Linked DNA regions of Homo sapiens: all the other regions are linked to region 1. A link is a loop called in an ENCODE intact Hi-C map of the cell type or tissue named here. Cell type or tissue: PC-9. All regions are shown on one strand. Links, peaks and the distances in the headings refer to the core of each region. The heading gives the core; the rest is flanking DNA.

Region 1 (10,260 bases), core at 847-8,846:
CCCTCTGCCAAGGAAATGGAAATTGTCTTTTTAAGAACCACTGAAGCCTGCTCACTCCCCTGTGATCATCCTACCAGTCTGCTCCACAGTGCAAGAGTAAGGAAGCAAGGGCTTTGATTTTGCCAGCAAACTATAGGAAAACAAAATAAAGACTGGGCTTGAAAAGATGAGCTTTAATTTAGCAAATGCCATAGAGATATATCCCAAGACAACTGCCACCTCACATTTAAAAAACTATCTTTTATTTGGATCATGAAGAAAAATGTGGATAAAGCAAAATAATTCCAAAAGAGCATGGCTCTTATTAAGTGGCTCTGGAAAAACTCTAGGCAGACTGAAGGAAAACGCCTTCATATCATTACAGAGTCCATCTTTCAGAAAGAATTATAATTGCATGAATATGTAGCGTTCAGAGAGCTGAGTGGAGAGTAAGTTTTCATAGCAACAGAGCAGGTTGGAAATCAGATGTAACAGATTTTTTGGTGTTTAGATGATTTAGGAAAATTTCACATTACCTTCCTCTCAAATTGACATTTCATCCTGATTGGTTAATTATCATTTTTTCTGTTTCAGCAGCAAAAAGGTCCCGAGTAATGCAGTTGGAGCTGTATTGTCTTTGTATGACTCCCAAATGTAATTTTAGGGTCTTTTCAGCCCCTGTTGATGTTTAACTTAAAAACTACAATCAACCTTTTAGCCCACAGACCCTAAGCCTCACGTTAAAATCTGTAAAAACTGGTAATCCTGGCCTGTTTTCGTTCTCCCAGGGCTCAGAGAGCTTGACCATGTCTGAACAGATGGGACAGTTTGAATGAGAACAGCATGCACTCTAGAGGTTCTCTGCATTTGGGTGGCAGCTTTACATACCAACAGGACGTTTGCCTGCATTTAGGTTGGAAGCACAAGAGGCCTGCTAAAGAGTGCTCACTCACTCTCCAAGGTATGAAGGATTCTTCAGCCCTCTGAAAATAATTCCAATACTATGTAACACTTTTTTAAAATCAGTGCCAAATGTATTTAAAATTAAGTAATGTTGCCAATAGCTGAGGCCTTCAAATATAGAAATTTTTATAACATCTGATATGGTTTGGCTGTGTCCCCACCCAAATCTCATCTTGAACTGTAGTTCCCATAATCCCCACCTATGGTGAGAGGGACCCAGTGGGAGGTAATTGAATCATGGAGACAGTTTTCTGCATGCTATTATTGTGATAGTAAGTCCTCATGAGATCTGATGGTTTTATAAGAGGCTTCCCCCTTCGCTCAGCTCTCATTCTTCTTGCCGCCACCATGAGAAGCATAATGTGTTTGCTTTCCCTTCTGCCATGATTGTAAGTTTCCTGAGGCCTCCCCAGCCATGCTGAACTGTGAGACAATGAAACCTCTTTCCTTTATAAATTACCCAGTCTCAGGTATGTCTTTATTAGCAGCATGAGAATGGACTAATACAACACCTTACATTTTAACCACATATTATTTTGTTTCCACTATATTATATTTATTGAGAGTCCACTAAGAGCTAGATTCTTGAATTAAATAAAGAACAAAAACACTGTGGACACTGCGGAAAAGAAACATGAATTAACTATTAGATAAGTGGTGAAACCGCACATGTAATAAAAGCTGCAAAGGAGAGATAGTTACTTGGAGCTGTGAGACCCTTCTATAAGGGGATCTGACCTAGTCAAGGAGGTCTTGAAATTAGAGTGTGTTGATGTGAAGGATAAGTAGGAGTTGACAAGACAATGAGGGGAAAGAAGAGAATGCCAGGAAGAGGAAACAGCAAAGTCCCTATCATGAGAGGGGGCATGTTGAACACAAAGAATGAGACACAGTTTTTAAAAAGACCACCATGCCTAGAAAACAAGAGTGAGCAGGGTGAAGGATGAGACCGAAGAGAAGGCAGAGGCCAGGTCTTGTAGGTCATGTTGAGGGATAGGACATGGAGGAAAAAATAAGAATATATTTATGGGTCACGTTGAAATCTTTTGCAGGAGGTGACAATAATTTATGTTTTGTAAAGATCACTCTGGCTGAAACTGTGGAGAACAGAGTGGATGGGGACAAAAGTGGATCTGGGTAGATGAGTTGGGGGCTACTGTGTGCAGCAGTCTGAGCGCCAGTGGGTGGTGAGAGGTGCACATGGTAGGTTCTTGGTGTGGCCCAATGCAGGATGGACATATGTGTTGCCTCACTCTTTATTTGTAGACACTCGTCCTCTATCCTGCACCCTGCCTCCTGAATAATCTTCTCAAAGTGCAATACTGACTCTGTCATTTTCCACGTACCCATGGCAACAGGCTCAGTCTATGCTGGCACTCAGGATTGAAAACCTGAGCCCAACCTATTTTTGAGGTTGCTTTTCCACTTCCTATCTATGCAGAGCCCCACTTTGTCCAAAGTAGTTTACTTACCTTCCTGTTGTTTATGTCCTTCAACCCAGCCTCCTGCTGTCCTGCTCTTCTTTACACTTTTGTTAAGGCCTGAATTCATCTCCCACCTCTGTTCTCCCTGTCTAAATCCTGCCCATCCTTTCCCTCCAGCTTAAACCGCTTCCATTAAGAATTATCAGGCCACTGAAGTCCAATTACAGATCTCTCAAATTCTACCACATGCATTTTGTGTTATCTGGCAATTAATCATGCCTTGTTTTGCTATGCCAAATTGTCAATTGATAATAGTAATTTTTTTAGCTTTTCACAGGTGTATGTTTTATCTCTTTATCTAATTAATAAGGCACTGGTGGCAAGTGCCCTATTGTATATTTTTCTGTGCCTTTCTCAGCACCTACACAATGCTTCATATATAGTTAGGTCTTCAATGACAAAGTACTGTTTAAAATTTGCTCTGAGATATGCTTTACCTTGGCCCAGGAAATCAGGAAAGGGTTTCGGAGGACTCCACCTAATCTATTTAATCAGACTTGGAAAATTCTTGGAGTAACATATATTAGGTGGTAAAACTGCCAGAGTAATTTTGAACCAGAATCTCCAGTGATAAGTCTGGATTTACCAAGGAAGAAAAAAGAGACTCTGGAGTGATAAAAACAAAAAGCCTGTATTCAAATCCTGACTCAACCACTTACGTTCAAACAGATCTTGATCTAGTTCTTCATTTCTCTAAGATTCTGTGTCCTCATCTGAAAAATGGGGATAGTTGTACCTATCCAGAAGACAGTATGTAAAGATATGATACAAATCTGAGTGAGCACCTGGCAAGCTGTCTGGTCATTGGTATTAAAAGAAAAGTGAGTAATTTCTCCTCAAGTCTTCCAATTACCTCTACTCTAAGGCACATGTACCCATGCACGCATTTTCACACTCATTCACACACACACACTCACACAAGAAACTTCTTTTAATCTGTCCTTTACTCCCATATTGTGACTGAATTGACTTGACTTCTCAAATCCATTATCTTTTTTCTTTTTGTCTCTGTTTTCTTCTTTCTCCGTCTTTCTTATTTTGATGAACACCTAACAACAAGATGTTGGAAATTACTGTTGAAAAAAATATATACCCACTATTGACAGTCTTTTCAATATACCAGCAACATTACTGAATGTAAACAGGAAGGGTAAGAACTTCTACCAAATTCCCTTCCTATTGTCCAACAAGCAAACATTTCTGCTCTGAGCCATTAATCCTCCTATTGTATTCTCTTCCCAACAGTCTAACTGAGTGAGATTAAAAATCAAAAGAAAAAAATAGTTGAGAGATTAGGAGATACTGACAATTCAAGCTCCCTAAAAGTCTCTGAATGACCAAGAAACAGGAAAAGTTGGCCTTTCTCATTAAAATCTATTTGAATCAGTGCAATGTCTGAAGGCATTACGTAATGTTTATATGTAGACTTTGTATACTTGAGATGTGGTAAAATAGCCAAAACAAGATTGCCCTCATCTGATATCAGCTTCTCTAAATGTCTCAACAGTGACTATTCCCTTAAGAACTATAGGTATGCAGGGCATTCAACGTGTATCAGGAGCTGTAAGAAACAGACGAATGCCAGCCTGTTCCAACCCGCGGTATCTATTAATCACTTTTTAGACGGGCACTATTTAATGTCACATGAAGACAAGTGAGCACTGCTGTTGGCTGTTTACCAAGACTCTAGAACAAAGTCCACTTTGGCTGCTTTCTGCCTTAATTTATTTTTAATAATGCATACTAATTTTTATGTGTCATTGGCAGTCAGCTATAAATTTTTCTCATTAAAAATAACTCCCCTATATAGAAGTACAGGGATGAAATAAGTGTGTATTTCCAACTCAAAGAAATATATTTTTTAACTGATTTGTGTGACTCTAACCTGAGGCCATATTAAAAAATAAAACCCTCAAAATTTTTGCAAAATTGACCCAATCTTGAAAAGATATATGTAAAGTTGCCTGAATCTATTAGAGATTTTCATTATTATTGTTATTTTAAAGAGTTTTCTTTTCTAGTTTCATTAAACCTCTGATGTGAAAAAGTGAGTGTTCTATACAGATGGAAGAAGTCTGGTCAGCACTTAAGAAGCTGACTAACAGGGACTTAGCTAGCTCTAAGGCGATTCCTATTAGAATGAAAAAGAAACAGACTAAGTGCCAAACTCAAAACTATTCTCTTACAGAGATAAACTGTAAGTGCTCTAAAGAAAGTGAAAACAGCTCTCTGGGGAATGCTTGGGATTTGGGCAAAAGAACAATGCAACTGTTTCTATAAGTCAATTGGAAATACTGGGGCTGGGGCGGGGGATTTGGAAGAGTTCTGAAAATGGGAAAAAGAGTTGCCAGAGGGTGAAGTTGAAGGTTTGGCCCCCATTTAGATTTAGTTCACTGATCCTGTAGACAAACACTCGTTAGTTTTGTAAAGGAAATAAATTAGCCCCAAGATGAATGTGGACTCAATTTGTAACAGAGAGGCTAATTATATTTTTAAAGCCTTCAAGAATATATAAACTATCACCTGGTCTTTAGGATTAATAACATTTCAATACTTCAAAATAAATGGGTTGCTTAAACAACACTAAAAATTTCTACACCTTGCCTTCGGAAAACCTATATGATACAGTGATTAGCTTGGGCTTTTCTAACTTCTTCAACAACATTGAGAATGATTCCTGAAAAACTACAGATCAAAAATGGATACATGATTTATTCCTCTTTTCCTTGAATATGAAAAAGCTGAAATTGACTTCAAAAGGATTCTCTGGGAGTTATAACTATGCTCTAGCAAGAGGTTCCAATAAATCAAAGATGGCTATCTGTGTTGAACAAAAATCCAGGAAGAAAACTCATGACCCACTCCAGAGCAATCTGAGCAACTTTCTCAATCTTTAGAGCACAAACAAGTCTAAGCTTGAATTTTCGACCTGGTGCTAAACTTGCATATGATTCAGGAAAAGATAAAAATGATTGCATGTTCTCTCTCAATTTTAACTCCAATACACCTGATAGGAAAATATCTCCATTTCGGAGATGCCAATATGGAATCCCTCAGACAGAGGGCAGAAGCTGATAAGCAGGAAGAATGAGATCTCTCAGGAGAAGAGTCCATGGGGGCTTCATTTTTATCAATGATTGTATACTTAGATGTGGAGGTGGAAAGTGGATTATCAATCAGGAGAAACACTGACCCAGTGCAGTTGCATGTGTTTTTTTGCAGAAAGGTTTTAAAATACTGGCAGTAAGAATTAATGAGTGAGTAGGTAAAGGAAGTAAAAATGAAACTAAGTAATAAAAAATGATAATAAGTTACATGATATGAGGAAAACAACAGAACACAATATGGCAATGAGGAAGATGTTAAATAAACCTTGCATTTCTGAATCATCTTAAAAGAGATCTTTTAACTTTTAAATTTTCCCCAAAGGGAGGCTCAGTCAATAACATGTAAAAATCTGAAACCTGAGCTACTATTCCGTATTTATTGAAACAATTATTTTAGGAATTCTACGTGGTGATAACAAGTTCCATGCTCATCGTCTTTCCACAGTATGCAAGATGAAACTGTAAACCAAATATTTACTGCACCCTTACTATGAATTTGATTTTTTTAAATGCTATTTAAATCACTAAACTTCATTTTTTGAAAATTCATTTAAAGGGTCTTATTCAATATTTGTTGCCTGTCACCAGGCCAAGACTGAGCAAATAAATGGGAGTATGCCTTCATATGGGCAGAACTTTACCACTCACCCAAAGTACATCCTGTGTTTCCCTGTTGATTATGGTGTCCATTTTGTCCAGTAAATATAACTGAAATCTCTGCTTTGGCCACTCGAGGTCTCCTTGCTTACTCTCTCATTCTCAGGGGTATTCAAGGTAGTTTACCTCATCAAGTTGTGAATTATCTTCTGACCGCTGCTGTCCCTGGATTTCTTCTATACAAATTTGCTTTTATATTAGATTCAGTATCACTCATCTGAGTAAAGAGCTATTTCTATTTTGCATGGAGAAATATATAAATAAAAATAAATACAGTTGATCAATTAGAAAATATGTTTATAAACATGAAATTAATATTCTCATTTAAAAGATGAATTTTAGGCTGTAACACATTGATGAACATGTGGAATTGCTACATTTATCCAACTTCAACTTCAGAAAGAGGTACATTTTCCAGAAAACTCAATTTAACAAATTGAAGAATCAAAACTTCTAATTGTCAGAATAAATTTAAAATGACCTAATCCTAAAAGATACTACACTTGTTTCTGTTTAAACAATCAGAATGTAATGTATGTAAGTTAACCTTTACTTAAGAAGTGATTCAACAAGGTATCATGGCATGATTTTTCAGTTTTATGGCTAGTTTAGTATCCAAAGGTCAGCTGTCATCTCTTGCTACAGCCAGTCACGCTTTATGAACAATATGCCTTTTTTGTATTTATTGCTTCTACTTTGTGATGGGTTCAGAAATTTGACGCCAGACCTATTAAATTTGAATCTAAATACATATATGTTGGATCAGGATATATACTGGATACAGTGGTTTGAGGCAGCTTCTACTGTTTGCTTTTATACACCCAAACACCCTCCTTACCTTATGTGAGTGTGTGAGAGTGTGTGTTTGTATATGTGTGTGCATCCTTGAAGCATGTGTAAAAGATTTTGCACAAGCCACAGACTTCGTGCCCCTCTAGGTGTCTTTTACAACCAAAATTTCAAAATTTTGATCCATGTCCCCCAAATTAAAGATTTAGAACTCAGGAATATATTTTTGACTGAAAAAAAAAAGTAAGTATTTTAGTGTTATATAAAAAACCTAAAGAAATGTATAAGTATAAAGAAATGCTTTGAGGTGCTACATTTGTTCCTCAGTCAGGATTGAAACAGGCATCTACTTTTGCCCATTTCTTTTTCTAACCAAAATCCATGCTGGCAGGAAGTTTGCTCAGTATTTAAAGCTGAACTCTTGGCTATAAAACAAAGTCAAAGAAGACTGCTCACATCAACCCACACTCTAACCAATGATGTACATAAGTCTATATCTCAGACATTGCAGATGATCACTAGATAAGAAATTGCCATCAAAAACAGGTGTTCAGGTCAGGCACGGTGGCTCACACCTGTAATTCCAGCACTTTGGGAGGCCGAGGTGGGTGGATCACGAGGTCAGGAGTTCGAGACCAGCCTGGCCAACAAAGTGAAACACCGTCTCTACTAAAAATACAAAAAAATTAGCTGGGCATGGTGGCGGGCACCTGTAATCCCAGCTACTCGGGAGGCTGAGGCAGGAGAATCGCTTGAACGTGGGAGGGGGAGGTTGCATTGAGCAGAGATCGTGCCACTGCACTCCAGCCTGGGTGACAGAGCTAGACTCAGTCTCAAAATAAAAGCAACAAACAAACAAAAAGTTGTGCAGAAAAGCCCTGAAATAAGTTTTAAAAAAATGGATATTACTTTGAAATATACCACTAAGTAGCAATGTTCTCACAGTCAATCTCCTAACCAAGCTGCTTTCATGTTCTTATTTGTAACAGCAAGTAGAGAGTTGTCAAGAATCAGCAAACTACAGTCCCCAGGTCAAATCTCATTTGACACCTAGTTTTGTAAACAAAGTTTTATTGGAACACAGACACACCCTTACATTTACATTGCCTTTGGCTTCTTTCGAACTATACTGGCAGAGTTGAGTGTTTATAAGTGAAACCATACAGCTGGCAAAGCTGAACATATTTACTATCTGGCCCTTTAAAGCAAAGTTAGTCTACCACAGTGTATATTATAATAAGAGGTTATCAGGAAGATTAAATGTCGTAATGAACAGAAAAGAGACTGAAATGCTATTACTAGTTAATGTTAACAGTGCTTACCAAGTTTTAGGTATTGTATGTGTTACACATCATCTCATATTATCCTTAGAACAATCCTGTGAGTTAGTCACTATTGTTGTGTCTCTTTTACAGATGAGAGAACTGAAACAAAGAGCTCAGAGTTTCCTATGCACACATAGCTTGTTTGATGTAAAGGCCAGGTTTAAACCAAGGTTTCCAACTCTAGGGAATTACCAAGCACTAGACTATATTGCCTCTATGTATCTGGAAAGCTCTAACTATTATAAATATGAGTATTTTCTATTAATCCAAACCTTATGAGTATTATTTTAATGTGGAATTCAAAATAATGGATAATTAAATATTTGCTGTCAGTATGAACTACTAAAATAAAGTGATAGGAAGTTAATTTTTCACTCCTTCTTTGGGCCCAGGATTTGTTTGAACAAATAGTTGTGATGGGCGCCTTCCCTATCACATTTATATATTTGTGATTTATTTATAAGGTTCTGGTCAAAAATAAAAATGATCTTGCTGAGTCCGAATGAGAGATTCCCGGATGTAGGCGGCTGGGAAATTCACCCCGATCTTTATGCCTGTGGTGAGTGAGCCTCATAGAGGAAACACACTCTACAGCACTGGGAGGTCTCACACTGAGAGCTACAATCAAAACTGGAAATTAAGACAGCAATGGATTTTGTTCTAGAGGGAGGCAGGACAGAGGATAAATGTTCTCTGCTTATGGAAACACAGACCTCGCCTTTATACCTTTGGAAAGAAAACCGAGGCTCTTCTATGAAAAGGTTAAGATGTAATATTTATGTAAAAAAAATGAAGGATTCTATTCAAATTGGTTCATATGTAAAACCAGCATGACTTCACACATTGCTGGATCCCGCTGCTATGGGTCGCCTCCATGGAAGACTGGCTCTGTGTCTTCTGCCCTCAGTGCTCCTCCGTGAAGCCTCTCCACACAGAAAAGGTCAGGAAGCCCATTCGCCCTGGCCATCATCCCAGCCTTTTAGGAGATGACTGGAATTACACTCAATTCTGCAAAGTTACACATTTCAAACAGAGAGGAGTAAACAATTTTATAAAATCTGGGATCCTGTTCTTTCAATCCTGACAACCCCATTCAGCCTGATCATTTAAGGAGAAAAGGGAGGCTAAGAAGGGAAGCGGAAAAAGAAGCAAGGAGAATTACTGCCTTGGATCTAAATTTGAGCTCCTAGCTTTCTGCATCCTATTTTATGGACTCCATATGTAGGATATTATTTATTTATTTACCATATTTCAGGCAAACAGCTTTTCCACAGCAGCACCAAATAAGTTAAAAATTAGAATGAGGACTGAACTGAAAGAAGAACCTTTCGGCAATTGTGCCCTTCAGTCTCGGCGGTGCTTGCTTTCTGCCAACAAGCAGAGATAATCTGTGATGAATCCTGGAAATGGCTGGAGGGACAGTGATAAAGTCAATTCAGGAAGAATAAAGCGGAGCAAAAGGAGAGGGCTGTCTGCCCAGCCGGGCTGGTTGCAGTTTGAAAAGAACTGAATCTGGAAAATCAGCTTTTGGGGAAGTATTCTACAAAATCAGTACTCACTAGACAGGTTCAACAAATGATAAATAGAATGTTTCACTGTTGGAGGGGAAAAAAGTTTCCTCAATTTTTAAACTCATAAAATATGTAATAATACCCTCAGGTACTGAAGTCTTGGAAGTCAGAGGCCACAAGGGCTGGTCCTCATCTCACAGAGTGTGAAGACCAGAGCCAAAGCATCCATGTTCAGGGAAAACACTCACTGATTTGCTGGAGAAAACCATAAACTCTCAGTTTCACTCACTTGAATTCTTCTACCAATTTTTTTTTTTTTTTTAATATAGAATCTTGCTCTGTCACCAGGCTGGAGTGCAGTGGCATCATCTCTGCTCACTGCAACCTCCACCTCCTGCGTTCAGGTGATTCTCCTGCCTCAGCCTCCACAGTAGCTGGGACTACA
Region 2 (10,260 bases), core at 958-8,957, 250 kb before region 1:
ATGGACTCAAATCCAAAGCATTCAAAAAAAACAAAAACAAACAAACAAACAAAACTACCGGCCAGGCACGGTGGCTCACGCCTGTAATCTTAGCACTTTGGGAGGCCGAGGCGGGCGGATTGCCTGAGTTCAGGAATTCGAGACCAGTCTGGCCAACATGGTGAGACCCCGTCTCTACTAAAAATACCTGTAATCCCAGCTACTCAGGAGGCTGAGGCAGGTGAATTGCTTGATCCAGGGAGGTGGAGGTTGCAGTGAGCAGAGATGGCACCATTGCACTCCAGCCTGGGTGTCAGAGAGAGACTCCGTCTCAAAACAAACAAACAAACAAAACTAACAAAAATCATTTAGAAAGAAATTGATTTTAAAATCAGCAAAGACTTGAAGCATTTACAAAAAAAGATTCAAATGGCTGATAAGAACATGAAAAAGTATTCAATGTCATTCTTTTCAAGGAAATGCAAATTAAAACCACATTGAAATATCAGTACACACCCATCAATACATATCCACTATTACACACATACCATAAATTATTTGTTTAAACAATTCAATTCCTGTATATATTTCAGAGAAATGTGAATGTAATTGCTCATGAAAAGACAGCTTCAAGAATGTTCATAGCAGCTTTATACATAATTGTTAAATTATGAATAGGAAAAATTCAAATACCCATTGGCACAACAGTGATAAAAAAATGCCTGTACATACAATGGCATACTACATGGTAGTGTAAAAAATGAATTGTTTGTATATGCAACAACATAGATTACTTCAAAATGTCTTGTTGAGCAAGAGTCTAGATGCAAAAGAGAACATATAGTATGAATCTATTTACATGAAGTTCAAGAACAGGCAAAACTAATGGATGATGACAGAGCTCAGAAGAATGGCTGCTTTGTACGGGAAGAGAGGATGAAATGAGAAGGGTGATGAAGAAGCATCTGAAGACAGGTTCTTGCTCTGTTGCCCAGGCTGGAGTGCAGTGACACAATCACAGCTCACTGCACCCTTGACAACCTGGCCTCAAGCAATCCTCTCACCTCAGCCTCCTGAGTAGCTGGGTCTACAGGCATGCACCACCATGCTTTAATGACTTTTTTATTCTTCGTAGAAATGGAGTCTCACTATGCTGTCCAGGCTGGTGTCAAACTCCTGGGCTCAAACGCTCCCCCTGCCTCAGCCTCCCAAAGTGCTGGGATTATAGGCATGTTCCATATCTTCATCGGAGGTGGTTACACAAGTACATATGCTTAAGATTAGCATGCTTTACTATATGACATAACTAAATGTAAATTAATATTAAAAAGACAAGAAAAAACATAATCCATCGTCAAAAGATAACATCTAAAATAATTCCATTGACAGTGGCTTTATTGCTTATGGAGTTTAAAACCACAGTTATCCAAAAGAGAAATGTCTTCAGGATTTTGTCTCATTATCTTTCACTTCAGGAGTAATAAATACTCGTTAGTTTTCTCAAGTTCTTAATAATGAGGAATGAAAAATGTAAATATTTGTCATCTCCTTGAATATTCATATAAACATACCCCACTGAAAAGTAGTCATATTTTTCAACTGCACCATAATTTGCTCTGTAGATTTTGGTTATTTATACTTGTTTAAATAAGATAGCAGTAGCCATGCTTCCAGTTACTGTATGTTGTTGAAGCAAAATGAGATTTTTAAAATGCACTGTTTTATACTGGATAAAATTTATCACCTCTATGATGAAGTTATAAAAATATATATTAAGGCCAGGTGCGGTGGCTCACGCCCGTAATCCCAGCACTTTGGAAGGCCGAGACGGGTGGATCACGAGGTCAGGAGATCGAGACCATCCTGGCTAACACAGTGAAACCGCGTCTCTACTAAAAATACAAAAAAAAAAAAAATTAGCTGGGCATAGTGGCGGGCGCCTATAGCCCCAGTTACTAGGGAGGCTGAGTCAGGAGAATGGCGTGAACCCGGGAGGCGGAGCTTGCAGTGAGCCGAGATCGGGCCACTACACTCCAGCCTGGGGGACTGAGAGAGACTCCGTCTCAAAAAAAAAAAAAAAAAAAAAAAAAGAAAAAAAAATAACTTTTAGCCGTCCCTAGGTTGGAAACAATTAGAATATGGATCTAGTAATATCATTTTAAGAAACAGCAAAAAAGTATAACTATAAAAAATGGCATTTGGAATTGTGTTAAGTTACCGATATATTTCCATGAACAACTAGTTTCAGAATATTGTAATGAATATTGAATATATAACTTCAAATATTGATGTTACTGTTCTCAGACTGGTCAAGACGGAAGAGGATAGAACATCATTCTTTTAAACTGACACCAGCTGCTTCTTAACAATCACCACATACACGCTTATCTGGCTGACCAATCAGAAGTAGGCTCCTTAAAAGCAAGTATCTGCTGACCATTTATAGTAATTTTCACATGAAAACAGGTTCATCAAAAACAGCTTAACCTTTGCCGACACTAAACATGTGCTTCAGAAAAATGATCTTTCTGTCTCAACTGTACTATTATTTCTAATTCCATATCCCTCAATACTTAACAAAACACAATTTTCACAACACCTTTCCTTCAAAGTGTTTCACAAATACAGTTTTTCATTCTGTATGTATTCCGCCTATACCTGCTTCACCACTTGAGGGTGCAGAGGGCATTCATCTTAGCAGAGAAGTGACACCAAACCAGCTGCCTGGGCTTCCCATTTTTAGTTGAGCGTGATTTTTAAAAATAACACTAAAGTATAGCACAGTGGCTATGGGACTGCTTGGGTTCACAAGTTAAAAACAATATGAACTCAATAAATCTAGCTACTATTTCCATTGTTGCTGCTATTATTACTATTAATTTTATAACAAAGCAGATAGGTATTTGGAATCCAGGGATGCTAGTGTGCGTGCAGTCTCTCTTTATTTTTTTTTTATTTTTTTTATTTTTTTGAGATGGAGTCTTGCTCTGTCGCCCAGGCTGAAGTGCAGTGGCGCGATCTCGGCTCACTGCAAGCTCCACCTCCCAGATTCACGCCATTCTTCTGCCTCAGCCTCCTGAGTAGCTAGGACTACAGGTGCCCGCCACCACGCCCGGCTAATTTTTTTGTATTTTTAGTAGAGACGGGGTTTCACCGTGTTAGCCAGGATGGTCTCGATCTCCTGACCTCGTGATCTGCCCTCCTCGGCCTCCCAAAGTGCTGGGATTACAGGCGTGAGCCACCGCGCCCGGCCTGTGTGCAGTCTCATTTATATATTTTAGTTACACAAAATCAGAAGGAAATCGAAGAGGTTGAAATCCTAATTCAGAGAGTTTGCTATCCTAATATACTTAAGGAGAGCCAACAATTCAATGAAAGCAAATGCACCATACCATTTATATTTCATTGACATTCTTGAACCTCCATTCTACTTTGAAAATTTGTTATACAGAGAAGAAAAAAAATCACCTTATACAGAGAAGAAAAAAAAACACAGAAAAAAATCTGAATTTCTGCTGCATTTCCATCTCTATATTGTTTAAACAATAAACTCCCTCTACCAAGGAATTACTATGAATGCAAAAAACTGTAATTTATTGCTGTAAATATTTATCAAGCCATTGATATCCTATGCATTTCCCTCTCTACTTTAGAAGTCAACATTTATTTGTAAGTTGTAAGAAGCCCAAAGAAAAGTTCTGGGGACTAGACCATGCTAAATTGCTATAAGATTTGAGGATCCTTCTCCTCCCAAGAAACAAAAAGAGATTGATCATTATGAATCTACATGAAGAACTTTCCACTTTCTTCCAAGAATTTCGAAAAGCTATTTTCTAGTTCAGCAGGAAGAGGATCGTGTGTTCATATTTCCATCCTGAGCTTGTCATGGCATTTTCAGTATTGTTTTCAAGAGTAATAAGGCTCATAAAATGTCAATCAAAACCCACCACCGGCAGGGAATGTGTTGGAAGCTGTTACATAATCAGCATACCTGTTTCAGCACAACACAAGTGGCATTTTTCATGTCAATACTGAGTTCACAACTTTAAATCTCAGATTTCCTGTGCCTCTGGATTGCCATGGAGGTCGGGACTCTGGCAGTCTGAGCAGCCTTAGTCAAAACCCAAGCGTCCCATTGTCTAATAGAATAATGAGTCATTTCACCCTCCCAGGTCTCCTTCCCCTGAGTAATAGAATTATTGGGAGGAGGTGTGAGGGAAGGGCAAAACAGGGCACTTCTGACAGCTGCAGGAAAGGCTGGAGAAATTCTCAGCCCTTGCAAGCACTCAGATTTTCTAAGCTGACACCCACCCTCAAATTTAAACTTGGATGCTGCTGTACTACTACGGTACTCAATAATCTCTACCTGCACATCCCAGCCTCACCTACCAGAAGCCCAGACACCCAATGCACTGTGCTCTGAGCTAATTCTACTTGGTGAAAAAAAGTATGGTACAGTTTTTTTATTTTATTTCTGAATAACCACTAGCTAAGACATAATAGTTATCGGAGTCCTAAACTATCTTAAAAATTTAAGTAGGAAAAGACATTGGACTGGCATGCTAATCATCTCCGAACAGGCTTTCTCCATGGCATATTCTCCAACCAACTCAAATTGTAAATGATTTGGGTAACACAGCTTTCTGAGTTTCCTTAGAGTTTTTTTTCCCCAAACAACAGCAATTTTACGGGAATGTGGACCAAATAAATACTATTTTAGTAGGTGAAATATGGAGAGAGGAAAGTGGACAGACGAGAGAAAGAGCATTGGTGAGGAGGGAGAGGAGGAAAAGGAAAAGAAGAAAGAAAGGTTAGAATAAAAAGAAAAAAAAGAAGAGAATAAGAAAGATAAGAAGGAAGAAGTAATGAAGAAAAGGAAGAAGAGGAGGAGGAAGAAAAGAGGAAGAGGAGGTATTCTTTTTACAGACTTTTATTTGCTTGGTATTTCCACACTTGTTATAGCGTAACTTTTCATACACATATATATAGAGACAGAGAGAAAGAGAGAGAGAGAGAAAGAGAGAGAGAGAGAGCAAAATTCTGTCTCAGAAACAAAACAAACATAACTATATATAAATACTATATATATATATAAATACTATATATATGTGTGTGTACTTGAGAGGCTGAGATGGGAGGATCACTTGAGCCCAGGAGGTCAAGGATGCAGTGAGCTATGATTGAGCCAATGTACTCCAGCCTGGGTGACAGCGTGAGATTCTCTCTCTAGAAAAAAATGTCAAATTGAGGGACATTGTACAGAAATAACTGAGGAGTACTCTTCAAAAGTGCCAAGTCACAAAAGCTAAGAAAAGACTGAGAACCAGTTATAGGCTGGAAGAGATTAAGAACAAATAAATGTAATGTGAGATCCTAGAACAACAACAACAAAAAGGTCACTAGCTGGGTGTGGTGGCACACGCCTGTAGTCCTGGCTACTCGGGAGGCCAACGTGGGAGGATTGCTTGAAACTGGGAAGCAGAGGTTGCAGTGAGCCCAGATGGTACCACTGCACTCCAGTCTGAGCGAGAGTGAGACTCCGTCTCAAAAACAAACAAACAAAAAGGTTAGTAGAAAAACTGGCAAAATTCAAATAAGGTCTGAAGTTTAGTTATTGATATTGTATAATTGTTAATTTCTTGTTCTTGATAATTGTCATATGGTTTTCTAAGATATTACCATTAGAAGGAGTGGGATGAGAGAGGTGTATATTTTTTAAACTCTTTGAATTATTTTTGCAACTTTTCTGTAAGTCTAAAAATTCAAAATAAAATATTTTCAAAATGTGAAAGAATGTGTGTCTTAGAATCATTTAAACACCTAACTTAGGCTGGCGCAGTGACTCACACCTGTAATCCTTGCACTTTGGGAGGCCGAAGTGGGATGGGGAGTTGAGGGGCCGTGGGCGATATCGTTTGAGCCCAGGAGGTCTAGGCTGCAGTGAGCTGTGATTGCGCCACTGCACTCCAGCCTTGGTGGCAGAGCAAAACCCTGTCTCAAAAACAAAACAAAACAACAACCCAAAAAACACACAACTTAGAATTCTGTAAAAATGACATAATGTTCGTGTATTTGAATAATTTATTTATTATTTGAGGAACAGCGTGGTATGGTAGAAAGTGCCCTGGAATGGGTATTAAATCTTTGAGTTCTATTTTGATTCTGCCTAAATTCACAGAATATATTCTATAATTCCTGAAAATAATCACCCTGGTTCTCAATTTCTTCAGTCTGTAAAATGAGATTTTTGGACTACATGATTTTTAAGGGCCATTTCACCTCTAATATTCTCAGTATTTCTATTAATAACTAATCGGAATATATGATAGTGCTACCTTTATCTAAAATCAGCAAAATGGCCAGAGCTATTAATATTTTTTGCAATGTTGCATACATGCCTACACACACATTTTCACAACACAGATTTCTCTCTCTATATAATGAGTGCAGAATAAGCTACATCATAGCAAAACCCATGTCTACCCTGTGTTCACTGAGTGCTTAATTTATCCTTAGCACATAAAGATGCCAGGTGTTATTAGTGTGAAATGAAACTCAGCAGTTTTAGCAAGACTAGCACTGTTCCTAACCACTCTCTCAGAAAAAGAACCATGTGGGCAGAAATGTGAGCGGAGATATATATTTTAATCGCTGTTCACCCTTGCCAAAGCCCCAATTTCTAGTCTTCAGACAATCTGAATTAATTGATGAAAAAGAAGTCACTAAAAAAGTGTGTGGATAGTGTCACAGAAGAAGCCCCCCTTCCAAAGGAAAAAAAAAAGTTCCATGTATAAGATGCTTTTCTATATTTGATGTGGAATTCTACCCCTAGAAATAATGAGAAACCAGAAACCTGTTCTTCCCCTGAATTCGTTAGCAGAGGGGAGATAATGACAGGATTTTAAAAGTATCATAGTTGGATCTAGGCTGAGAATTGATCTTTCTAATAAAAATGTTTGTGAAAAAGGCACACAATATGGTAGATGCATTGCAGCATATTAATCCTCCATATAATAAAAGAAAAAACATACGAAAACCCTCTTTTCATTATTGTCTATAGCACAGATATGCTGTGGAAGCTGACCAGGCAAGGGAATTCAGTGGAAAATACTAAGTCATTACATTTCAAAACAAGATATACAGCACAGACCTCCCCCTGGGAAGTCTGCACACAGGATGGTGTGGGAGCTTTCTGCTGGGGGAACATTCTCCACCTTCTCTCCCAGTGATATGACGAAGCATCCAGGGAGTGGTAGCTCCGATGATGCTCATTTCAACATGTGCTGAATAATGAAGGGTGTGAACTGGCTGAGGAGGGAAGAAGAAAGTTTCCCAGCCAAGGGTGTGGAGAAGAGCCAAAGGGCTGTAGAGGGATTAGACAGATTGATGTGTAAATTGAGGGGTTGATTTAAACTGAATCAGGAATATAAGGAATCAGGAATATGACCCCTTGAGTTTTGACCCCTTCTGGGATTCTCTTGCTGTTAGTCTCTTTGGGAAGAGAATTTGTACAGGAGGCATTTCCTTGGGTGGGACCAGGAAGATTCCCCATGAGTAAACCAATGAGACAGTGTTTTCTGAGTCCTTCTCACTGAAGGTGGGGCTGCTGACAAGTGTCTAGACTGATCTAGGCCTAAGGCTACCTCTTGTGGTAAATCAGGTATTACAGATGGGTTTTCTAAAGTCGTGGCCTTTTAGAAGCCAGCCAAAGAGCTGGAGGGTCTATCCTAGCTGTGGATTCCCACTAGTGGGTTAGTCAGCCATCCTGCCAAAACCAACCAGGCAGATGGAATAGGGCTTACAAAGAGGATTCTTGCTACTATGTGTTGCGAAACAGTACTGCTCAACAAGGCCCCACGTTGTACAACTCCAGGGGGCATTGTTCACATTGCTTCTGTGTGGACGCCATCCCGTCCCTAGAGTTGTACATCTTTATGGCATTGCAATTCAAGGCATGTTATCCCCTTGTGTTCCAGCCTATGTGTGTTCTGGGTTTTTGTTGGTTGGTTTGCTTGTATTTGGGGAGGGAGGGAAAAAGAAGAAATAAAGGTAGTGGGACAGAGGACTGGATGGGAAAGAGGAGCTGGCAGGAATGGTGGGAAGAATTCAGGGACAGTTGGGTGCGGCGGCTCATGCCTGTAATCCCAGCACTTTGTGGGGCTGAGGTGGGTGGATCACCTGAGGTCAAGAGTTCAAGACAAGCCTGACCAACATGGCGAAACCCGTCTCTACTAAAAATACAAAATTGGCCAGGCATGGTGGCACATGCCTGTAATCCTAGCTACTCAGGAGGCTGAGGCAGGAGAATCTCTTGAACCCTAGAGGTGGAGGTTGCAGTGAGCCGAGATTGCGCTACTGCACTCCAGCCTGGGCAACAAGAGCGAAACTCCGTCTCAAACAAACAAACAAACCAACAACAACAACAAAAAGAATTCAGGGGCACCAGAAGAATCCCTGCTGAAAATTCTTATATACTTTTCACCTTTTGAATTTTTACATGTTGCAAGCAGCTATTTAGATAAATAAAGATCATTTAGAGGGCAACTAGGCCAACACCTACATAATCAGTCTCAGTTTGGTGGGGCTTGAAATGAAGAAAAGAAACATTTTGCAGTGTTCTTAGGTATGGTCCCCAGACTAGCAGCATCAACAACCTGGGAGTGTGTTAGAAATGCAAATTTTCAAGCCCCACCCCAAGCCTACCTGATCTGAAATCTAAGGGTGGGGCCCAGTTATCTGTGTTTTAACAAGCCCTATAGGTGACTCTGATGCATGCTTAAATGTGAGAACTACTGCTGTTTAGAATGAGCATGGAAAAATCAGGAGAAATGGCCTACAGGGCAAAGCTTGAGATTTCTGATTAGGAATAGGTTACATACTGATTTGGGGTACCTGAGGGATAGAATCTGGACATGGGGAACATGCAAGAGTAGAACCGGGCTAATCAGCGGATCTTCCAGAAGCTCTAAGGGTGAATGCAGTGCCAAAGAAAACAACCTTGGCCCTTGGACAGGAATAAGCCTGGATGGGAGTGCCAGGACTTGTTTTAAAAATGCAAATCTTGGTGCCCCCATTTAAACTAGAGTAGAATCTGCCAGTTCAACCCTTTGTCTTCTCATCTATCTCTGGAAGCAGGACAAGAAGAAGAAATCTGAACGGAAAGGAAACATTCTTATTTGTATGTTTGAAAATCTGGACCTTTCTGGAAATTGTCCTGAGCCAATGTCAAGAAGCTCCCACTCTTAAAAGATAGTCCTAGTTATTTATAAACCATCCGCTTACATTTCTGATGTCATTTATAGAAAAATACTGATTAATACCACATAAATTTGTTGCATCCTTTGCATTCTGACTGATGTGAGTGTGGAAATACAGAAGGTAATACATACACATTAGAAACAGACAAATATAAGTGAGTGAATTCAACTTCAACTTCAACAAGAGACTCCAGAGAGGTCTAGTTAGTCCAAAACCACTTTGTGGAATTCAGTTTGAGGCTGGATAAGCCTTGCAAATAGCACTAGACAAGAGTGGATATTATTAGGTTGGCAAAAACCGCAATTATTTTTGCACCAACCTAATAGAATATGGTCAGAGAAAAGCAAAGGATGAGCCAATATAACTTCTATTATAAAAAAGTAATTGAAAAATAAAACTTTTATGATGATTGATATTAGATGCATAGTACAATAAAATTACACACCAAAGTAAAAAATAACAAGGATGGAGATATTAAGTAGATGACAAATCCAATGCTCCAAAAACAAAACAATTTAAAATACATTTATTTCTATGTAAAACGATACCCAGAGAAGTGCTACACACTGGTTCTGTCCCACAGTAGAGACATGGCAAATCCCTGGCATTCTCGCTATTCCTGCCTATTTCCAGCCTGGGTCAGACATCACTATCAGCACTGCACTCCTCCCTGCTGAGCCCAGACTAAGCCTCAGAGTTCTCAACAGAAACAGCCATCAGCCATTACCAATCGATTAGAGCTGCTATTTTGCCATCTATGACTCTCTGGAATGGGCTGTGGCTGGTGAACTGGTCCTGCTCCCAGCTCTGCCTCTCATCACTTTGCCACTAGAAGCCTCTTCCATACAATGTCCCAAAGTGTGCCTGTTCTTATTAGTACTCGCTATTATAATTCCAGAACAGACCAAGAAGTAACTCTGTGAAACGTGTTTTCTTTTCGTCTCCTTTTCAGTATTACATATACATAAACACAGTTCCAATTTCCACAAATGTGGGGAAAATCAATGTTTCTAAAACTACAAA
Region 3 (10,260 bases), core at 1,315-9,314, 64 kb before region 1:
TGTTCTTACCACAAAAATATCATAAATATTTGAAGTGATAGATATGCTAGTTCTGTGATTTGATCATTCCACAATATATACATGTATCAAAATATCACTGTATGCCCCTTAAATAAAATTACTATTTGTCAATTAAAAATAAAATAAAACTAAAAAAGTTTCTTTGTAAAAGTTTTAGTATTTGAATCAATAAAGTTCAGCTATCTTTAAAAAAGTTTTTATAAAGATCCTAGATTTTGTGAAAACGGTCCATTGCTGGCATCTGAATAGATTTTGACTGACTAATACCACTCTCATTCCTCTCTGTTATCTCATACTTTTGTTTCATTACTATCTATCAATTCACTAGTAATTAAATTATGAATCATGGTATTTATAATTTCCTCTTCTTTTCCTGTGGATGAAATGGTCCATGTGAATATGGAACAAGGAAGAAAGGTCACTCCATTTCAAAAGCAGAATAATGAGTTTTCACTTTTTTTTTTTTTTTTTGAGACGGAGTTTCACTCTTGTTGCCCAGGCTGGAGTGCAATGGAGTGCTCTCTGCTCACTGCAACCTCCGCCTCCCAGGTTCAAGCGATTCTCCTGCCTCAGCCTCCCGAGTAGCTGGGATTACCGGCATGCGTCACCACGCCCGACTAAGTTTGTATTTTTTGTAGAGATGGCGTTTTTCCATGTTGGTCAGGCTGCTCTCGAACCCCTGACCTCAGGTGATCCGCCTGCCTCGGCCTCTCAAAGTGCTGGGATTACAGGTGTGAGCCACTGCGCCCAGTCGTGTTTTCACTTTTAAGAGCACTTTAATGTCAGATAGTTCTGATTATAAATCCTAATTTGACCACTTATTTTTGTTTTTGCTTTTTTGAAACAAGGTCTCTTAAGTTGCCCAAACTGGACTCGAATTCCCGGTATCAAGTGACCCTTTCACCTCAGCCTTTTGAGTTGCTGGGACTATAGGCACTCGCCATCACTCCTGGTTTGACCACTTTTTTAAGTGTGGCATTGAAAGAGTGATTCAACCTCTCTGAACCTCAGTTTCTTCATCTGTAAAAAGAGGACAGTGATATCTACTTCACACAGTTAAGGTGAGGACTCACTTAGATCCTCTAATTGCTTAACACAGGGCCTGGCTCATAGCAACAAACTACAAGCTGCATATGCCATTGTCTTTATTACATTTGTTAAAATATAAGCAATAAAGCTAAATGCAGAATATAATGATGTAATAAATATTGACTGGTAATTATTTAAGATATTCTAAAGTTTTAAAATAAAAGGTCTGGAGTAGATAAGAAGGATATTAAGAATACGGAGAATATAAAGATTAGTAAGTTATTTTAAAACCTATTATTTATTGGCCTATTAAACATTCCATCTGTTAAGGAGAATTTGGTAAATAGAATTTTATTTTTACCATACTGCTTAACAATATAAACCTATAACAAATAAGAAAACTGGGTTAAGTGTACAATACAATATGAAGTTCCCAGTTAAATTCCATTTTGAATAATAGAAAGCGGTAGAGTCATTATGACCTGCTGACTGAATGCCTGGTGTTGCCAGCCTGCTGTGAATGCTGGGCTGGAAGAGGACCTACACATGATGACAGGGACTCCTTTGCAGCTTTTCAGTAGCAAGCGGAGGAAATGCAAATGTGATTAGCTCGTGAATATATCATTACATGTCAATACAGTCACTGCAATTACCTTTTGCAGGTAAAAGGTGCCATGTGTCTAAGAAGAGAGAAGAAAATCTGAATTTTTACACAGAGTGAAAGCGTGACTAGTATTGAGAATGGCAAATTAGACGACCACAATTCTGATTGACGAAGGGAAATAATTTGCTGTGGACGTGCTGTGAGCAGCAAATTGCTGTATGTACACTCTGAGCTTGGAATGAAGACATCTAATGATGCCTTTTGGTGGAAGAAATCTGACCATTTTTTTCTCCCACCCCAAATCTGGCCCAATTTAATGCTGACTCACACATTTTTGGTTGATGCTACAATGAAGTTTGTTAAACCAGCTAGCTTCATTTTGCTTAATTTTACTCATCTGTGAGATTACAATAACTTTTTTAAAAAAGCAAAGAGGACTGTACCATGCATTGAGAGATTTTTATTCTAGCTCTTACTCCTCCCTAACTTGGCATTCTTGGATTTGACTTTTGGAGCTTCCCTCATTAAATGAGGTGTTTGGAATGCTTGATCATGAAAGTACTGTCCAACTCTATCAGTCAAGTACTGATTCCAGATGTCACAAGGAATCTAACCACTTTCCTCACCTGGGCCTACCAGCTCATCTCTACCTTAAGCTCAAGCTTCACAGTAAAGCTCTTCAAGTGGGAGAGCCAGAGGAGCACATCCCAAATCACTTTAACTGCATCTTGAGAAGCAATATAATTTGATGGCTCCGATGTGATTCCAACAAGGCAAAGGAAACTTGTCTGCACTAAGATTACGCCCCCAAACTACCATAAATTCCACACATTGCCCCGCTGGCTGAGAGCCTTCTGAATTCATTTTGGATCTAGACCGGGTCTTAGTGAAGAGCTGTGGACAACTTGAGGATTCATTTTTCAGATAAGGCCACTGGATGGGAGGGGAAAAGGTTAGAAAATTACAACATAAGGGAACAGAGATGAATACAGACATGAGGTGAGGGGACAACAAAGGCACGGAGTTGTCTAAGCTCAGCTTGCCTTCCTGAGATAGCAGAAGGTGAAAGAGCCAAATGGCATTCAGCTGCTCCTACCGGACAGGGCGCAATGACAGAGATGTAAAGAGCGTTTGTGTCGTCCATCAGATAATGTTTTATAGTTTGCCTGCTGTTTACTGCCAAATCATACTACTTCCCTATTACTTCTCTCTCGCAACATGAAGCAGTGAGGAATCAGCTCAACCTCAATTTGAAAATGGCTCTGTCATTCACAAACTTTTGGAACTTGGGACAAGTGACTTAGCATCTCTGGGACCAATCTGTGGGAAACATGTTGGTGAAAACACACAACTGGCCTGGCTTGAGGATAAAATGGGAATGCAGCGTGTCAGGCCTCAAGCTCAGTCGATGCTCAACCCATTATTGAAAGTTTTACTTCTTCCTGCTGGTTTGTGGTTTTAGCGTGACTTTCCCTAAAATAAAGAGATTTGTGAATGGTTTGAATTAACACAAGATCTCATATTTATTACCCATTTTTCTCCTCATTGCTAAAATTGAAGGCCACCTGATAAGTTGAAACTGCTGTTGGTATGGGAGGATGTCAGCGTGGAAACTCACACATTCCTTACACTAGCTGTCAGACACTTCTACAATTTCAAACAAGTTTTTCTTAGCCTTTTATGTTTAAACAGCATATTACTAAATTTCATGCCTGGGTCCACTAGTTACCTAATCATTAGTTGTTTCTTTTTTGTTCTCTGGCGCCACTCTAGCCCATATTTGTGTTATCTAATATGCTTCTTCTTACTTGTGTGGTCTATATGAATCGGGCTGCTTTCAAACTCATTTCAGTTTCCAAGCAAACATTAGAAAAATAAATCCACAGCTGTTAAGGACTGCCACCAAAATATATGAAGCCATAAAACAGCAGCAGAGGTACATGGTTCTGATAGCTTTCCAGCCTCTAACACATACACATATCATAGGGCACGTCCTGCTCTCAGCCATCTTGGTGGGATCTAATGTCCACAAGAACCAGCCCTTAGTAGAGCTGCATTTTTCTCAGGTGGATGCTTTAAAAATAACCGTGATGCAGGAAGAATGATTCCTAACACACAATAATCATTGAAAACAACCCAGTACACAGCTGGTGGAAATGTAAAATGATACCCTTGCTTTCGAAAAGATGCTAAACATATGCATACTATGACCTAGCAGTCCCAAACCTAGGCATGCAAGAATGCTTCCATTTGTACACTAAAGACATGTGCAAGAATATTTATAGAATCTCTATTCATAATATCCCCAAACTGGAAGCTAATCAAATGCCCGTCAATAGGAAAATGGATAAATTGTGGTATAGTCACACAATAGAATATTACATAGCAATAAAAAAGAACAAAGCATGACTACATGCAAAACATGAATGAATCTATGAATCTCACAACCATTATCTTGACTAAAAGAAGTGAGGTGTAAACATATACAGAGTATATGGCTCTATTTATTTAAATTTGGAAAATAGGCAAAACTTATCTATTAGCCCAAGGTACACTTCATTGCGGGAGGATAGTGACTGGAGAAAGTGTTCTGTTTCTCAACTGGGTACTGGCTACAAAAACATCCAGCTGGTAAAATTTCATCAAGCAGTATAACTGATACTTGCACATTCCAATATGTATATTATGCTCAACAGAAAGCTTTTAAAATAGTGAAATATTATGAAAATATATTGTCATCTTCAAAAAGATCTTGGAAAAAGCAAGGAACAATATCCAGATGATAGGGAGGCATCTAATGGGTTCATCATGTCATTAGATCACAGACTTGAGCGACAAATCTGACCCGTATGTTTGAGGACCACTGCACCAATGTCTCTGCCATATGTGGCTAGAAAGGGCATTATTGTGATTATGACTGTGATTATGATATAATTATTGTCATTATTGTGTATCAGGCACTGTATTGAGGTTCCTTTCATCAACCTTATCTCATTCAACCTCACCAACAGCCTTGGAAGAGAACAATATAACTTTCATTTTGCAAGGGTGGAAACTGAAGTTTCAACATATTAAACTACTCATGTCAAGTTGTTAGGAGACCCAAGATATGGATGATCATTTTTACTGGTTATCTGAGGTTCCCTTGAGTCCAGACTTTGGACTACGAAACCCCAAACCCACTCTTTGGCTCCAGAAAATCCCTCCCTATGCTGTATGAGAGGGCGATGGTTTGCTCCTACTATGTTCATTTTTCCTGTATGGGTTCAGGTTTGTTCAGTCTGCATTCTTCAGTCTCTGAAATCCTGACTGATGAGCAGTCATGGCAATATCTGGTTCTTCTCTTTCCCACGCACATTTGGTTCAGTTCTACTGAGCCTAGCATCAAAGCAGCCAGATTGGCTGGACTCCAGGGACTTGTTGTGACTAAGATTTGCCTGCTGGAATTATCAGTGTGATCACAGAAGTAACCCAATCTTCTGTTTGCTCTTTGAATTGTCAAAGGTTGATATGAGGACAGATCTTTTTTTTTCACAGTTCCCAGAGAGGCTCAAAATTTGCTCTTTTCTTTATGGGTCCATATAAAATTTTTTATAATCAACATTGGCAAAAATTGCTAGAGGGTTTTTTCTAGTGGCAAGGAAGAATATGGTTTCTATGTACTTACATGAATGGTCTCTAGAGACAGGCAGACCTAGGTTCATATCCCAGCTAAACCACTGATGTAGTTTGGATGTTTGTCCCCTCCAAATCGCATGTTGAAATGTGACCCCCAGTGTTGATGGTGTGACCTGGTGGGAGGTGTTAGAGACATGGGGGTGAATCCCTCATGAATAGCTTGATGTCCTCCCCTCAGTAATGAGTGAGTTCTTGCTGTGCTAGTTCACGTGGGAATTGGTTGTTAAAAAAGAATATGGTACTCCCTCTCTTTCTCTTGCTTCCTCTCTCATCATGTCAAATACCTGCTCTCCTTCCCCATCTGCCATGATTGTAAGCTTCTACAAGCCCTCACCAGAAACAGATGCCACCACTATGCTTCTTATACAGTCTACAGAACCATGAGCCAAAATAAACCTGTTTTTAAAATAAATTACCCCGCCTCAGGTATTCCTTTACAGCAAGACAAATGGACTAATACAGCCACTTGCTAAGCCCACCGCGTTAGCTAATAAATGTGTACAATACCTTCATTCAAGAATTGTCATAAGGAAAAATGAGATCATGCAGAAAGCACTTAATTCAATCTCTGCCATTGGGTATGTTCTTTTCATAAGTGGTAAACATATACACACAAACACAAATATAAACAATTTATTTAGCATGCTTTATCATAAAACCATGCATGAGATACACTCAGGCACACACATAGACTCTTACAGAATCAAATGTTTGTGATTTCTTAGCCTTCTAGTAGCTACAGCAACAAATTTTGCTTTTGAGACAGTTTGGTAATTGTGGTAGTTTTCTAAAACAGCTGAGAATTACAGAAAAGAATAACTGTGAAAGGCAATATGATAAATAATAAATAAAGCAGCAAAATTGGTTTTAAAGGAATCTGAGTGTCTAAATTCTATGAATTCAAAAAGTATGAAAACTGTGTAGTATTATATATTTCTAGGCCACTTATTCTAATGACAACTTTTATCATATGTGTAGCCTGATTTACATAGTATCTTACTCATTTATAGAACATTTTGACACTTTGAGGTTAATAAACTCTTAAGTATTAACAGTCTATAAGTCTAGATGTAATAATAGCCTTTTAATCCATTGTCTTCCCTTCTCTTTAAAGACCACAAGAGTTGAGCAGTCTTCCTTTATATTTTATGTGTCCTCTCAAATAACTGAGAAGGAGACATTCAGATAGAAATTATCCACAGCCAAAGCTCTGCTGGGGAAGCTAATTCACATCAGAATTCAAGAAGACTCTGTTCCCTTACTCACTGGTGTTTAATGATTTTACTTCCTCATTACAGTTCTCTTACCCCAATATAGAGAAAATAATTAGACCTTGAATATGGCAATTAAAAAGCAGATATCCTGAGCTCTGACACTTCTAGCAGACTGTTAGGGAGTATTGTCACCTGTTGGCAAATTTCTAAAAGGTTATAAAGTACTGTTGAGAAAAAAATCATTTATTGACAAGTATGACCTAAGAGTTTTAATGTTCTAAGTTTATGTTCCTAAAAAGCATATACATATAAGAGCTGACACTCTTTAATGCTGCCGTTTTTCTTTCAAACCTTGCAGTAATACTCTACTTCCAAGGTCTTTAAAGGCTATTCCTCTATGATAATATCAAATGATAACAAACAGAACTGTAACTTTGGGATAAAAACACCAGTAATCAAGTAAATGTATATTATAAAGATAAGACATACAATCTGTAAAACTATTATATATTAGACCCAATGAGATTTGTTTGAAAAAGAATCTAAATATGCTTTCCTATCAGGTGGTAGTTCTCACTGACTCATAGTTTTAAAAAAGACATTAAGATGTTTGACACCAAAAAGTAAGTATAGCTACATCACATAAGGACACTTCAATCTGTGTGCACATTAATATGGGTGAGAATGATTTTCTGTTCTTTAAGCCATTCAGTTTGTGGTACTTTATTATGGCAGCCCTAGCAAATTAAAACAGGCACCATACTTGATGTCAGACTTACTGTACAATGAAGTCAACTATATATTAGATGTGAGTTAAGCCCTTTGGTGAGTCACTCTATCACTTGAGGCATATTGTGATGAAAGAGGCAAATGTGACATATATACACATCCTATTTTCTATATCCATTTATATATGTATACATAATAGAATATTATTTGGCCATAATAAAGAAAATCCTCCCATTTGTGATAACATGACAACATGAAAGAACCTGCAGGACATTATGCTAAGTGAAAGAAATTAGACAGAGAAAGACAAATATATGATTTCATTTATATGTGAAGTCTAAAAACTCAAACTCAAGTAAGCAGAGAGTGAAAAGGTGGTTACCAGGGGCTGGGAAATAGGGGAAATGAGATGTTGGTCAAAGGGTTCAAAAAGAAAAAGAAACTGCTTGATAGTAAATGTTTGTTGCTTCTTACCACTAGATTTTGGGAGAATTTATTGCATAGAAATATCTAGTAATACATCTATCAGATATTCAGTTTTCATTTTCTTTTAAGGGAAACCTGATTTATTATTCAGTTGGCAATTTTAGTGGCAAAAATATACTGCTCAGTCTTTTGTGCAGCTAGAATTGGCCCTGCAGCATGGGTGAGGCAGTGAGCTCATATAGAAATTTGCAGGGGATTTCTAGCGCCATTTTTCTGTCCTGATAAATGTGATTTCTTTCATCCTACCTTGAATGTGGGTGTGATGGCTGAAGCTGAAACAACCACTTCACCACTAGATGGAAAAGTCAGGAGAATCATACTGACCTCGACCCTGATGTCTTGGAGTTGCTAAAGTAATACCAGAAATTGCCTACCTTTGGACTTGTTATATGAAGAAAGAGAAAAAATTGTTTAAGCCACTTTTTAGTCAGTTTTTCTTTTACCAGAAACTGGAATACAATCTTTTCTGGAATAACTACTTTTCTCTTTTATGTCACTGGGGGAAATCTGGCATTGCTTCTCTTTTTATTCTTGAAAAATAGCACTGACTCACTGTCATTAAAAGTATTGTCAATTTATGTTTAAAAATCTTTAGCAACACCTTTTGTGTACTGCTATGGTTTGGCTCTGTGTCCCCACCGAAATCTCATCTTGTAGCTCCCATAATTCCCACGTGTTATGGGAGGGACTCAGTGGAAGATGACTGAATCACGGGGGCAGGTCTTTCCCATGCTTTTCTCATGATAGTGAGTGAGTCTCAGGAGATCTGATGGTTTTAAAAACGGGAGTTTCCCTGCACAAGCTCTCTCTTTGCCTGCTGCCATCCACATAACATGTGACTTGGTCCTTCTTGCCTTCCACCATGATTGTGAGGCTTCCCTGGCCCCATGAAACTGTAAGTCCAGTTAAACCTCTTTCTTATATAAACTTCCCAGTCTCGGGTATGTCTTTATCAGCTGTGTGAAAATGAACTAATACACATATACTATCTTCATCTATATTATTAGTATGGATAAAAAGTTATTAGAAGGAGAAAAATGAAAGAGATAAAAGAATGGAAGAAAGTGAAAAGAAAGAGGCCAACATAAAATGATATAAATAAGGGAAAAAATGGTAGAGGGGGAAAAGTACATTTTTAGGCCTGTGAAAGGAAATTAGTGTGAAAATTTTTAACAGTCTAAAGATTAAAGTGTAAAAACATTTATTGTCTCTTTCTAGGATGGCGGACGCTTTTTAAAATGTCATGCACCATGAGATGTTTGTAAGCATAAATTTCTTTTCCTGCTTTTTGAACTTTGACATTACACAGTGAAAGCCTAAATTTGAGATGCTTTTGATAACTGTCTTTCCTGAAAAGGTGTGAGGTGATAATGAATTGGACCTTTGAAAACACAGAGTGAGTTTGCACGTTCTAATTATTTTATGGGTTACATACAAAAAAGAAAAAAAGAATTACTTATCCTACACACACACAAACACACATACATATACATATATATATACACATACATATATACACCATATGTGTATGTGTGTGTGTGTGTGTGTGTGTGTGTAGGATAAGTATAACGTGTGTGTGTATAGGATAAGTATAAACATATATGTTTAAATATATATATATATGTGTGTGTGTGTGTGTGTGTGTGTGTATTTTTGGATAAATATTACAAAGAAAAGAAATATTAAATTAACCAGTGGCACAAAAATGATGTATTTTAGGGTATGGTATATTGTGACATTCATACAAAATGTGTCACACACATATTAACAAAAAGAGAAAAAAATACAAATTAAAATTTTAAACCTCTTTACAAGCTATTTGTGAAAATAAAATTCTTTGGGTGTTTTTGTTCTTCTATTAAAAATATATTACCTACTTTATAGTTATAATTATAATATGGTGTTTGAAGTTTCCTTTCATTTTAAATGAGCATTTTCATTCATCAAATCTGTGTTATGGTTCTCCATAGAAGCAAAGCCAATAGAAATTGGCTACCGTAATTATGGAGGTTAAAAAACTCCATCTGCCATTTACAAACTAGAGACCCAGGAAGCTAGTAGTGTAGTTCTGAGAACTGGAGGGCTGATGATATAAGTCTAGTACCAGTCAAAACAGGAGAAGACTGATGTTCCAGCTCAAGCCATCAGGCAGAAAGAGTGAATTCTCCCTTCCTCTACATTTTTGTTCTATTCAGGCCCTCAGTCAATCAGACAATGCCCTCCCATATTGGAGAGGGCAATCAGCTTTATGCAGTCTGCTGATTCCAATGCTAATCTCATCCAGAAACACCATCATAAAGCCACCAAGAGTTAACATTTAACCAAATATCTGGGCACCCTATGATCTAGTCAAGTTGACACAGAAAATTAACCATCATAACATCTTTGGTAAATATGAAAATATAATGTAGCATATGTGACACATATTTGTATGGCACTGGAGCCAGCCTGCTTGATTCAAATCCCAGATCTACCACAGGTTTTACAACTTCCAATAAA

What was found. A loop is a pair of places that touch in the nucleus more often than their neighbours do. Peaks named below come from ENCODE experiments on the same cell type or tissue, not always from the same donor. Only the 100,000 strongest peaks of a DNase experiment are listed, where the experiment ranks them.
Region 2: a loop joins it to region 1, with 8 times the contacts of the local background. A loop is called at or near these places in 2 of 110 quality-filtered maps.
Region 3: a loop joins it to region 1, with 13 times the contacts of the local background. A loop is called at or near these places in 3 of 110 quality-filtered maps.

Annotation. Positions count from the first base shown.
Region 1 is chr20:14,706,190-14,716,449 of GRCh38, reverse strand. The region is part of intron 5 of MACROD2 (mono-ADP ribosylhydrolase 2); the gene reads right to left. Among named protein-coding and RNA genes, the nearest start is that of MACROD2-IT1, 160 kb to the right of the region's middle. RefSeq lists an enhancer at 605-1,106. In PC-9, for the core only: no CTCF peak of the experiment used is centred there; a DNase peak (open chromatin) is centred at 3,949; H3K27ac peaks cover 479 bases.
Region 2 is chr20:14,957,263-14,967,522 of GRCh38, reverse strand. The region is part of intron 5 of MACROD2 (mono-ADP ribosylhydrolase 2); the gene reads right to left. Among named protein-coding and RNA genes, the nearest start is that of MACROD2-AS1, 33 kb to the right of the region's middle. In PC-9, for the core only: no CTCF peak of the experiment used is centred there; a DNase peak (open chromatin) is centred at 4,052; H3K4me3 peaks cover 329 bases; H3K27ac peaks cover 789 bases.
Region 3 is chr20:14,770,795-14,781,054 of GRCh38, reverse strand. The region is part of intron 5 of MACROD2 (mono-ADP ribosylhydrolase 2); the gene reads right to left. Among named protein-coding and RNA genes, the nearest start is that of MACROD2-AS1, 150 kb to the left of the region's middle. In PC-9, for the core only: no CTCF peak of the experiment used is centred there; a DNase peak (open chromatin) is centred at 5,084.